Linked DNA regions of Homo sapiens: region 1 is linked to region 2. The links are chromatin contacts, found by Hi-C or POLR2A ChIA-PET in ENCODE. All regions are on one chromosome and are shown on one strand. Each heading gives the region's core, a stretch centred on a gene start or an enhancer-like site at or near the end of the contact. The rest is flanking DNA. Distances are from core to core; before and after follow the strand shown. Region 1 overlaps MAP3K20 (mitogen-activated protein kinase kinase kinase 20). Region 2 overlaps RAPGEF4 (Rap guanine nucleotide exchange factor 4).

Evidence for each region. Hi-C counts contacts between places; a loop is a spot of excess contacts on that map. ChIA-PET counts read pairs that join two places held with the same protein, here RNA polymerase II (POLR2A). Pooled maps may share reads with other maps.
Region 1: a pooled map shows a loop between it and region 2 (1.8-fold over the local background). The contact joins two enhancer-like sites. A Hi-C loop is called at or near these places in 1 of 50 pooled maps. POLR2A ChIA-PET finds 5 or more read pairs at or near these places in 4 of 52 experiments (A549, BJ, OCI-LY7 and 1 more).

What each region holds. Positions count from the first base shown.
Region 1 is chr2:173,182,353-173,188,918 of GRCh38, reverse strand. It overlaps MAP3K20 (mitogen-activated protein kinase kinase kinase 20), which reads right to left. Exons shown (of 20, transcript NM_016653.3): 4 at 5,964-6,065; 5 at 1,296-1,361. Among named protein-coding and RNA genes, the nearest start is that of MAP3K20-AS1, 96 kb to the left of the region's middle. Within about 2 kb of position 4,483, at least 10 of the 41 ENCODE cell types and tissues checked have a DNase peak (open chromatin) inside an H3K27ac peak, as active enhancers do.
Region 2 is chr2:173,046,805-173,053,639 of GRCh38, reverse strand. It overlaps RAPGEF4 (Rap guanine nucleotide exchange factor 4), which reads right to left. Exons shown (of 31, transcript NM_007023.4): 30 at 4,986-5,040; 31 at 747-2,000. The coding sequence ends at 1,873. Among named protein-coding and RNA genes, the nearest start is that of MAP3K20, 26 kb to the left of the region's middle. Within about 2 kb of position 4,264, at least 26 of the 41 ENCODE cell types and tissues checked have a DNase peak (open chromatin) inside an H3K27ac peak, as active enhancers do.

The DNA of each region.
Region 1 (6,566 bases), core at 3,234-5,733, 140 kb before region 2:
AAGTCAAATAACATAGTTAAATTGAAATTCTGAGCATGAACTGAAAATTTACAAATTCATAAAACTCTGATCTTTTCTACTACAGCCTAGATTATTTCCTAATGACTTCCTGTTAGCTGACCATATATCAAAAGTGCTTAGTTCCAGGAAGCTTAAGTCTAAGAAGAACCAAAGAATACATGATAACCTAGAAGAGGAAAGGACAATCAGACAGGGTTAAATTGGTGGTCCAACCTGGACTACTGATAAGTGGCAGGTGCTGATAACTTCCCTCCCCGCCCCCATCCCTTCACCCCCTGCTAAACACACACACACTCACACACACAAACCTCACAGTCCTGAGGCACGTGCAAGGGTACCTGATCGATTCATTCCCTGGTTCTCTTCCACTACTTGTCATCACCACCCATTCTAAGGATCACACTATTAGCATATACTCGTTTTAATTAAAGATCTCCTAAAAATAGATAGTTCGCTTCCTCCTTACTGAGAAGGAGCATTTAGAAAGCATGTAAATAATTAATTGATTGGAGGGTATTCAGAAAAGTGGCAAACTCTGATGTTTACTTTAGCTAGTGCTATAATGCTACTGCCTTTCTCAGATAACTCTGAAGTGATGTAACAGAAGAAGCATTCTGTTACCACTCCTACTTGAAGGTAATGTCTAATCCTGCAAGTTATTTTAAAATGCTCACCCTCCAAATTATAAGATACAGGGCCATAAATAAGCTTTAGAAAGTACAGAAGAAGAGAAAGAAGAAAAAGAGAGCCTTTACTTTCCAAACTTCCAATCATGTGGCTCATTTCTGGGCACTACTCCAGGTAATACAGGCATGACTGGCATCAACAATTCACACCACGCAATTCAGATGCAACAAGAACAAAATTCAAAATTGATAGTGCACAAAGCCACCTAAAAATAGAAGACTAAAAATATATGACTGCATACTTTGACACAGCAGTATCTCTTTTAGAAAATGATTCTAGGGAAATAATTAGGGATGTCTTGAAAAATTTGGCTGAAATATTAAGCCCAACATTTCTTATCAGAGAAAAAATGTAAACAATTCAAATGTCCACATTCTGGGCTATATTTATACAGTGAAATACTATGCAGCTTCTTTAAATAATATTGAGATTTTTGTTATTTATTGACAGTAGAAAGGCTTCCATGGTATCAGCAGTGAGTCCAATAGTAGGTTACAAAAGATATGTAAAAGAATGATGCTCATTTCTACATGCAAGTGTATGTAATTTGTAATAAAATAGGTAAAATAAAAACATAACTACATTACCGTTTCTTGACTTGAGGTCTCTGTGAATCACCTTGACAGGAGCCTCCATATGTAAATAATGCATTCCTTTTCACACAAGAAGAAATAAAGGCCTATTAATATTTTTCAACATTACATCAGTATTACCTTTCATAGTTTTTCAAAGAACTCAAGAGCAGAAACTAATTCACATGTCTTATTCTTCCATGACTGATAAAATGAAAACAGAATATGTCTACATTAGTAACATGTATATGTGAAGTCAAATTTATAAGCTTTAATCTCTTAGAGGTTGGAATTTGACTGTGGGTAAATCTAGCTTCTTACAATACCTAATAAGGACACCTTAATTTTCTGCAGTCTGCATGAAAATAGCACAGTAACCACTGAAAGGAGGGCTCCACGACTAAGGTATTCCGCTACCAACTACCTTCTAAATCTGCCAAAGTTCTGAGTAAAATTTGTGGTTTTCATCTGGTTGTCTGCAGGTACCCAACTGCAGATTCTGATGTCCAGTTACCGAAGTTCTGGATGTCTATGGTTACCTGGCTGCAGCTTGGCTTTTTCTCAGTACCCATTCCAACAAGACCTGGGAGTGGATGTGGGGTAGTGGTGGGGAGAACTGGGAGGACTGATTAGTTACGGTTGGTAAATAATTTTATGATCTTCAGATAAAAAAGTATACAGTAGTTACAAAGTATTTCATTCCTTTTACAAGGATAAATCTTTGAGATAATCTGTATTTCAACATACTCCAAAATTCTTTCCATCATATTTATAGAGCTTTATTATTTTGAATATAAAATTATACTTTAAAGACACATTTTATGGTTACCACCTTAGTAGTTTTTGACTCTTTCTGTATTTACGTATTGTCTACCCCTTTAGAATAAAAAAAGGATGATTTTCTACTAAAATATATCCTCTTTATTTCTCAAGTTGTTTTTTCTAACTAATGGCAGAAATAGCCTCCCCCTCACCTCCAAATCAAATAGGCTTCTTTTTAAAATGAACAATGCATTGAAAATAATTTAATAAGAGGCTTAGGCTTTTTAAAGCATATAGAGAGGTTAATTTTTAAATCTTTATTCTTCTATTTTAATTATGATATATTGAAGAATCATGAAAGGACAAAGAAAATTTAAACTCTTGCCTTTTAATGATATCACTGAATGATATCACTGAAGAGTCAAGTTAACACAAGTATTAGTAATTATGTGATCTTAAATAAGATGTAACTGGGATAAAGGAAATTTCTCTTCTGATAAGAAGTTCTACATCCCTCAAACTGCAAAAATTCAATAGTTACAACTTGGGTAGCATTTAATAATCTATATGACTGGATTTCATAGTTACCTCTCTCTTGCTTTAGAATCAAATTCCTGAATAATTTTTCAGGTAGAATCTGTATAATTACTATTACTGGTAGAGATAGTTTCTACACTTGCTGACAAGTAAGGATTTCAAAAAACAAGACTCAAATACAAAAGCTTTAAATATAGGCACTTTCCTTCCTCATGGAAGATTATAAGAAAAAAGTACCATAAAGTATTAGTGTACGATGCATAGTATACATTTAAATAATATTTCATATAAACAATAGTCATCACACACACATAAAATTCTATTTAATGTTTTTGTAGATCCATCTATAATTCTGCCTTATATTTATTGCAAACAATTAAGAAGGCTGAAAAATACTTTCATCAGGTGTACATTCAGGGTTTCCTTAAAAAAAGAATTGGCAGGTGTAACTGAGGAGACTTTTGGGGAGAACTGGAATGAGTGGTGACCATTTTGAAACTGGATTGGAGTTTATCTGCTTTAATTGTTCCTTTTAAGCATTGCTGATTAGCTTGCAGCAATTTCAGATATACTTGCTGGTCCACCCTCCATTATCCTCACATCTAGAAAGAAGAGAATCTTTTTTGTGAGAAGATATTGTCTCAACAGCAATGATGCTGAGCAATGCCTATTTTAAAATGCATGAATCAACCTTTGCTTAAAATATTCATTCTCTGATTTCTCAACATATCATTGCTCCAGTGGATTCAATCATAGGTTAAACTGAAAGGTACATAGCTGAATTTGAAACAGAATCAACAAAAATCAAGGCTTCCTACTTAATCTCTTAAATTCTTAAGTTCTACACCCAGCTTATCAGAGAAAGCTGAAGTCATTCCTAAAGCCTTGATTTTTTTTTTTTAATGGGCCATCTTAAAGGATTTTTAAATGTTAAGTATTACTTGCGTCCATAAACATACAAGCCTCTTCTCTGCCTCACTCTTCTCACCTGAGGTCAAACACATTAGCCAGACAGGCAAAAGGGATTTTATTAATCTGCAGTTTTGGACACCATCAGTGGGTCCAATCCCATTCTCTCCTTCCCTTTTTTTATTTTTTTGAGACAGAGTCTCACTCGGTCGCCCAGGCTGGAGTGCAATGGCCCAATCTTGGCTCACCGCAACCTCCGCCTCCCAGGTTCAAGTGATTCTCCTGCCTTAGCCTCCTGAGTAGCTGGGATTACAGGCATGCGCCACCACGCCTGGCTAAATTTGTATTTTTAGTAGAAACAGGGTTTCTCCATGTTGGTCAGGCTGGTTTTGAACTCCTGGCCTCAGGTGATCCACCTTCCTCGGCTTCCCAAAGTGCTAGGATTATAGGCGTGAGCCACCGTGCCTGGCCTCTCCTTCCTTATTTTTAACTCTGGTACCAGTTTGCTACCTAATTTTTTTTTTTTTTCTAGACTGAGTCTCACTCTGGCTGGAGTGCAGTGGCTTGATGTTGGCTCACTGCAAACCTCTGGGGTTTGAGCGATTCTCTTGCCTCAGCCTCCCAAGGAGCTGGGACTATAGGCGAGTAGTGCACCACCACGCCCAGCTAATTTTTTGTATTTTTAGTAGAGACAGGGTTTCGCCTTGTTGGCCAGGCTGATCTCAAATTCCTGGCCTCAAGTGATCCACCCGCCTGGGACTCCCAAAGTGCTGGGATTATAGGCATGAGCCACTGCACCAGGCCCAGTTTGCTACCTAATTCGATTCCTTCTCTTCCTTGCCCTTCTGATGCAGAGCACTAGCACTCTTGAGAAAACACCAAGAATGACTCAGCTGATGTGGAGCCAAGAGACTTATCCCTCAGTCGGGATGATGTGGCATGTGGTTAAGGGGGTGCAGGGAGAAGAGTTTCCCAGGCTGGGAATCAGGGATGCTTAAGTAGAGCACAGCAGGAAGCAGAGTGACTGATGTTAGCTGTTTTGTTTGCTGTCTATCTATTCTAAGTGCCAATAAAGTAATAACATGGGTGTAACTGGCTGAGCACCCTAAATGCAAACGTGTGTAAGGTGATGTGCTGTAAGTTAAGTACTACCTATATATGCATTTACATTATTTAAGGGTATTTCCACAATGCTCAGGCAGCCTCCAATAAAGGCACATCACCTTGCTTACAGAGAGCTGGTCCTTGTGTTCTACTGACATACAGAGAAGTCACTATGATATTACATGAAAATATCTTTAAGAATATGAAAGTTTAAGCATGATTTGAGATGCCCGATGCATCAATACACAATTAAGCAAATTAACATAAAGTCTCAGGTACACCACCCTAAACACAGAGCTTATTATTTTTATAATGTAATGAGGCATCATTCAGCAGCAGCATCTAGCATGAAACTCAAAAAAAATTTTTTTTCACTTTCCCTATTTGAAGAATTTGGTAGGTGTTGATGAAACTTAAAATAGACAATTCCCCAAAGGAAAGACTGCTACTTTTGGAAGTCACACAGTGAAATCAACGTATGAGTTGCTCCCCTTACTGAGTGCTAAATCACATTATATTTGCTTTGTAAAGAGATGCTTGTAGAGAATGGAGTAGTAAAATGTAGAGGAGTTAATTGCCCCAGGAAAATTCAGACACACTTTGTAGGGGTTGCTAGAATACAAATATAACTATCGGTGTTCATTATTTAGATGAAGTTGTTTCCAAAGCAACTCTGACAGTTATAAATAAAGCCCAGAAATGTTCAGTTAGGAAAATGGAAAAAAAAAAGATAAAAATAAATGAAGTTTGAATTGCTTTAGAAAGCATTCATCTATGCAAGAATGTATGAGAAAAAAGACTGGGCACTTTGTTTAGGGGTTTGGTGTATTAAAAATATTTAATTCCAACAGCGATGCCTAAGTAAGTTTACATTAAATGTAAAATAAAATCTGAATTGCTTTTACATGGCAGGACAAATAAAAATTTTTTTTGCAAGTGGTTTCTATTTTTAGCATATTATGTATACAAAATGAGTAGAACTAATCCTACAATAAATCATGTTTTCTGGATACTGAGTCTAAGTAGAGACTTTCAGAACAACAGAACTATGATTTTTCCATTTAATGTGTCAAGCAAGCTAGTCAATTATAATATCACAAAACATGACAAACATGTCTGCCCTGAAGCTACAACTAGATTTCGTGGATAGAAATAAAGTAGAGTCTTAAGAGGAAGATAAAAGGAATTCAGGAGTGGAAAGGCAATGACCTAAAATATTATCTGTACCATCAGCTGTGGAATTCTTACTACTTTTGGTCTGGAAAAAGAACATCTAAAGACAGAATAAAACATTTTCTGATGTTAAGTCCCCATTTCAGGAGGGGAAAATGCACCCCACTAATTCTATAAGAATATACCAAATATTATTACCTTTGGCTACATCAGTGGCCCAGGTCATAATGTGATCCATATCCATCTCCTCACTTCTGTTACTGTTAATGTAATCATAGAGTGATCCCAGAGAAGCATATTCTATTTTAAAAGGAAAGATAAGCATATAATTAAAATCAAGATACATTTCAGAAATAAGACTTTATATTTTCATTGAGAAAATACATTAAAGAATTTAACAAAAGACATCAAAAATATATAAAAAATTGTTCCATGGTGTGGTTTCTAAAAGTTAATGTCATCCAGAAAAATATCTGTCAAACAAAAGACAGTAACTTACAATGAATAGTAAACTTCAGTTGAGAATCAAAAGCCATTTAGCTGGAACTGAGAAACCCAAAGAGGTGTTGGAAGAATAAATTTGAAACAAAGGTATGTATATAAATAGGTATTTCTTTAAAAGTTGTTATTCTTATGAGATAGATATTAAATGCATAAATCAGACAGCTTAATGACAGTGTAAACAAATCAATTGTTGTCACATAAGGACTTAGAAGAGCTCTCAAAATTTAAGCACAGAAGGTCAAAAAAGTGAGAAAAATCCTTTAAAAATGAAGTATAAATTACATACCACAAACTCAC
Region 2 (6,835 bases), core at 3,015-5,514:
GTTTTTGGAGGGACAATATGTGAACTTGTGAGACTAGAATAGGCTGGAACACACTCTGGAAAATGCTGACTTATTAAAAAAAATAGAGGCATGTCTGGAATTTAAAGAATTTTGGATATCTCTTCATCAAATATTTGCTAAGTACTTAAATCACTGAGAAATGGCATGAGGCCCCACACAAGGGAGCTCTAAAATCCAGTGCCCCTTCAGAGCAGCAATGCTCCTAATTGCCGAAAAGTGAACACAACAGACAAATGTCTGTCAACTGATAAATGGATAAACAAAATGTAGTCTATTTATAGAATGGAATATTACATGGCCATAAAAATAAATGAAGTACTGGTACAAGCTATAATATGGTCAACCTTGAAAACATTATGCTAAGTGAAAGAAACCAGACGCAAAAGGCCTCATACTGTATGATTCCACTCATATGAAACATCCAGAGTAAATCTGAAGACAAAGAAAGCAGATTCGTGGTTGCCAGAGGTTGGAGGGAGAGGAGAAGAAGAAGTGACTGCTAATGAGTTCAGAGTTTCTTTTAGGGATGAGGAGAATGTTCTGAAGTTAGATAGTGATGATGGTTATCTATACAACTTTGTAAATATACTAAAAATCACTGGATTCTGCACTTTAAAAGAATGAATTTTATAATATGTGTATTTTGTGTCATTAAAAGATCCAACACCCCACCATACCAAATGGTTACCCCTTTCATATTATAGGAATTGAGATGAACACAACCATTTCTTGTCGACAATTATATTTAGTGAAGATACTAGATGTTATTTACAGAAGATATACATACATACAATTCCTACACATTAAATGTAGTCTAATTGTGAAAACAGGAAAAAATGTACTTCAAAATTACGTACTAAATAAAATAAATAAAAAGTAATTATTTGGCACAGTATCTATTATGTAGCAAATAAATAACTCCATACCATTGATTGAATGAACTATTTACAATCTTTGAAAGTGCAAAACAATTACTGAAAATTAAGATATTTGTAATAACATTTAAGTCCAGAAAATATGTTTTCATCAGGTACAATAAATTTGTAGCCAATAGTAAAGGTTTTTAATGCCCAGGAAAATATTTCAATTTTGAAAAATGTTTTATGCATATTGTGCTCTTCTGAAATGTTATTTTCTACTTTAACGCTGGCAAATTTAAGAATCTTGGCATTTCTTAGTGGAATTCTTATGTATATAATCCTGATTTGTAAATTTTGAAAAGTTACATTGTAAACATAAATATTATTCTATATACATTCAGAAATTACAGACCAGTCCTCCCTAAATTACATAAACAGCCATAATGTTTCATAATAATGTGGTCAGGTTCTATTCCTTCAGAGGTAAGACAATGAAGATGGAAGAATACAACCTATAATTTGGACTTCTATAGATTCCTCAACACCTTCCCGAAACCCCAGGCTCCAAATCAAGATGTTGAGTTAAAATTTTATCCAAATCTATCCCATTTGTAGCACATCTCATCCCATAAACACTCTTAGAAAAAAATGTCAGGGGCTTGCTAGTTCTCTTGACAAGGCTATTTCTACCAAACTCTTCACGTGGGCCTTATTCAACACTTCAGCAAAGAAGATGGCACAAGTGGAAATGAAACAGGGTAGCCACAAACTGGGGATTCCTAAGCTAGAGTGTGTAAGCTTTAGGCATGTCAAATAATTCCTTCTCTTGCTAGGTAGCTGGTAAGCTGAATGCAGCCCTGAGGTGTCTCAGGATGTGTTTTTGCTTGTTTTGTAGAATTCTCTAGTGGCAATACAGTCAGTAGTAGCATAAATGGCATTTTTGAAAGATTGTGGACTGGAGACAAACTGTTGCTTTGGGCATTTGAAATGTCTATGGTCGACGAGGCTCTAATCTGTGTGACATCTGTGATAAAGTTCTCTGGTTGTCAATCACATTTAATTGCCGTACATAACTCCGGACATCCTGATGGTTCTTATTAGCTTGAGCTGCATCAGGATCTGTTGAAAGAGGAAAGGGCAGAATTGGCATTGTGTAATATATGTATATAAGATACAATCTTACTTCTCCAATTATTTATTACATTTATCATAGGTTCCTGGGTTCCCTCAAGACCTTTCAACACACCACAATCATTGAAACGTTTCCACTTGGTTGTTCCATCTCCTCCTTCCTACCCTCCAATTTTCTTTTCTTCCCTGGAATCACCTCTTTTGATCATTCTCCTTTGAATTGCACGTTGTAAAAAAAAAATGGCACCAAATTAAAAGGGAAGCATGTGTCTGATAGCCCCTGGGTATAGATTAAAATTGTTTCCCTTTCCAGAGGTCTCTGTGTCTCACACTCTGTGTCTCTGCCTCCTTTGATCCAGATGAAGACTAATGTCAAAAGACAGTTTTTATTAGCCCCTCACAAAAGCGCTTAACATCTGGGCCAAACTGAAGCAAGCCAGTGAGACTACAGAGTCCTGACTCCCCTCTTTACTTGCACACAGTATACAGCATTACTATACCGACTGTATGTTCTTAGAGACTGTCCATATTCAGAAAAAACCCAACTCACAGGCTGAAGTTATGACTTCTGCTAGACGTTTGATTCTTTAATGCTATCTGCTCTGAAAACTCAGCTACCATTCTATTCTGATGCACATCCCAAGCATGTGAGCAACTGAGGTTAACCAATTTAATGAAGATCAGGGCTGAATGATGAGCCAATGCACTCAGCCCTCGCAGGGAACATACATGAATAAGGAAAGCCAGACCAGAAGGTGGTGAACTGGAAACACAGGTCCCTCTGGAAGTGATGACCTGGCTTCTGCATGTTGCTGCCACGGGGAATCTGTGCCTAGAGTTGCCAGATCTTCCTTTTTTTTTTTTTTTTTTGTTAAGAAATGGGAAATCTGGATTTCTTCTTCGTGAATTCTCCCAATTTTAAAATGGTGACATTATTTCAAAATAAAAGGGAAAAAAATGCTCTCTTTAGACCCAACACCTCTGTGGGCCACCTCCATTTCAAGCATCACTGGGTAGGGCCTCTGGTCTAAGGGGACACCCGGAGTGGCAGAGCCAGACCCTGGCTCCTGACCGGGGTTTCCACCACAGTACACTGCCTTCTGCAGTCTGGTTGCTCCTGCTAGATCCACACAGCACTCCCAAAGACAATTAGAATGCCATCTGCACAAGGGGTGAAGGGGAGTGTTGCAGGTCTGAAGGCAGAAAAGCAGAGAGAAGACATACATGCCCCTGCCCCCTGTGAGAAGAAACTCATCAGTATAATTATCACATAGAAATAATACCACAGCGAACTGCAGAGCACATTGTGTTTAATTTCCTCTGCTTCTCACTGGCAGTGTACTCTACACGTACAATATACTGTAATTACATTGTACACATTCCCACAGTGTTTGTGAATCTATTCCTATAGCTTTATCTATAGATTGTTGACTTCAGAGCTGAGCAGCTGTTGTTTACCAGCAGTTACTGATAACTTCAACAAATGCAGTGGAGTTTTTTCTTTTTAAATACATTTTCCCCTTGGCTTCTCTAGGAGGTGACATAGAAGAATGCAAGATTTACTTCCAAAGAAGCTCATAAAACAAAGCATATTATTTTATGGTTCTTGAGCCTCACTGAAAACCTTCTTAAGGCTATAAACCCCCTCAGGCACACACGATTTGGCATATAATTTCAGGGTCCCCTTTTATCCCCGCTGCTGGATTTGGGATTATAAACTCCGGTTGTAACTGGTGTCACTTATCTATTCTTGTTTCCACTTGTACAACTGCTTTATGATCACATCTTTAAACACAACGTAAATTAATAGATGAAAACACATGAGACACTTTAATTCTGGCTGAATCCACATAAGAATAGTTGATGATATTGCAAGACTATTCACATTTTGGAAGTCAGAGAAGGCACAGTCATTTGAATCAGTTGCTCCCCAAATCAATGTCATTTTTCTTATATTTTTCCTCCCTATTCATTAAAAAATGAACATTTAGTAGTTCTGGTGTCCCATGTTAGCAAATCTGGCCATGAGCCAGTCCTGCTCTAGGAAGAACAAACAACTCTGACTAATAAAACAAGAACATCATAGTCTCTTAGCACTCGGTTTATTGGAGGAGACGGTACTGGTAGCCTCAGATTCATGTCTATGTCATAGTATCATATTGAGTTAATGAGATAAATTTCTTCAAGTGAGTCATACAATGAGCTTAGCAAAAACCTTTAGTGTTCACCTTCTCATTTCCAGACCAGATTGAGGGAGCCAAAGCTCCACCCCCACCACCAAAGTCCCAGCCCAGAAGAAACAGTAGCACTGGTCTAGTATGACCATCTGGTGCTATGATGCAACTTAACTCCCAACAGACTAAAATTGTTATTTATTATTAGTAATTTTTTTATATTAAAGTATTATACCAGTTCTTGTGATAGATGTTCAGATTTTAAAAGAGCACCTCAAATTCATGTGGGAATACTAGAAATATAATATGAAATCCTGTTTTTGGACCTTTTACGAATGTGCTATAAACATTAATGCATTCTTGCAACACCCTGAAAGACAATAAATATTATCTTTCCTGGTTTATAATTGACTGAACTGAGTCATCAAGGGCTGATGTGAGTTTCTCAACATGGAGCAATGAGTCATAAAGAGAGTTGGTTTGAGGCAGGATTTGTTGGCAGTCGTACTTTAGTTGTCTCCAGCTGCACTGGATAGAGCAAATTAAATCTCTTTAAATTCATTCACAAAATAATATTCCTATGGTGATTTTCTAGTTTCACAACAATGTAAATATGTTCTAGTTTAAAACAGCAAAAAAAATCTTTAAACTCAAGGCCCCTATCTCATGGAATTCATGGTCCAAAGTGTCTCTGACACAGTCAGATATTTCCCAGGCTCCAAGGGTGTCTCAATGGCCTCATTAAGAAGACCTTAATCACCAACATCTACATTGTAAGAGGTGGCAGCACTTAACTTACTGAAGGGTTGGCTCCTGTAGTATCTCACTGTTCTGGCCGTATTTGCAATCATGCGCTAAAAGGAATATAGAAAAAAGAAAGATAGAAATTCAAGTAAGCGTAGAGTACAATCCAAAAAGGAAAACAAACCATTTCTGCAATACTTGGTACCATGAGAAGTGACATGTTCTGAGATGTTGACTATCTGAAGGCAACTAGCTGATGTATAACTTGTTTAATTATTTCAAAGGGGTACCCACATACATACAAGGCATTTTCAGGTAAGGAATATTAATGGCATAACTCTCATAATTGTTGGCATATTCCCCATGATGTAAAAAACATCTATCATGCCTGAGACTGTACATTAGTGCTTTTTCACCATCCTTTCTTGAGGTTGCCATGAATTTGTAAGAGAATCTGTAACTATCCTAGATGTGGAGAAGGGTTAGCTTATCAAGTTCCTCACAGTAAATAAGACTCACTAATGAGGTATGAGATTTTATTGGCTGAACAGCAAGTCAAAATATTCTACCTTCACATTTTTGCTACACACTCTGTATTACTGACCTCTCTAATCTTCCAGCAAAAGTTTGCATTTTAATGTTAATCCTGATGATTTGATTCCCTCCTTCCCTCCCTTCTTCCTCCTTTCTGATTATAACACTAACATATACACATCTTAGAAATTCAGAAAACAGGCCAGGTGCAGTGGCTCACGCCTGTAATCCCAGCACTTTGGGAGGCCGAGGCGGGTGGATCACGAGGTCAGGAGATCGAGACCATCCTGGCTAACACGGTGAAACCCCCTCTCTACTAAAAATACAAAAAATTAGCCGGGCGTGGTGGCAGGCGCCTGTAGTCCCAGCTACTTGGGAGGCTGAGGCAGGAGAATGGCGTGAACCTGGGAGGTGGAGCTTGCAGTGAGCCGAGATCGCGCCACTGCACTCCAGCCTGGGCGACAGAGTGAGACTCCGTCTCAAGAAAAAAAAAAAAAGAAATTCAGAAAATACAGAAAATGTTAAGAGCAAAGTAAAAATCACTTAGAATATTACTTCACAGAGTAATCTTGTTAATATTTCGGCATATAGCCTTCTTATATTTAAAAATATATAAAAACATGTTTTTAAAAGATTTGAATTCATATAGTACATACATATTTTATTTTGATTTGAAATTTTTCACATTGCATTGTGACTATTTTCCATGCCATTTGCATTTTAAAACATTTTTTAAAAAGCATGTATTCAACCAAATGGACAGATTATAATTGATTTGACCTTTTAAAATTTGGTCACTAAGTGATCATCTTAACTTCTTTGTAAAGTTTTGGTTGCAATAAAGACTTAAAAGGGAATCTTTTGTGCTGAGCTCAATTAAAAACAAAAGAAAAGAGAAAAGAAAATGGACAGAAACAGAGACTCCTATCCCCTGGGGAAAAACACTGATGAGACCTACGCTCCATTTCTTAGCCAGAATGTCACGGTATTTGAACAATAGCTGGCACTCCTGGTCACTATGTATGTTTCAGGACACTTTACTGCTCAGGCTCTAAAGGGGGTCCTGTGGAGATAATAGATTAATTACAACACTAGCAGAAAATTGATAAGGCTCCACCCAGGGAAAGAGACTCCCCGATCTCTGAGCAGCTATGTAATTCTAGTCAACCCTTTCTTCTCTCACGGACCCTTGGCTTGCCAAAGTATAAGAAAATGACTTTGAGAAAGCTTACATAGTGTAAAAAAAAATCATAGATGAGTCAAGGCCTTACAAATATATTATCTGCAAGCATCATAATACCTCACTGAATACTACTGCTTTGAGGACTCTAGCAAGCCTGAAGTGACATGTACCTGCATTGGATAATTTCG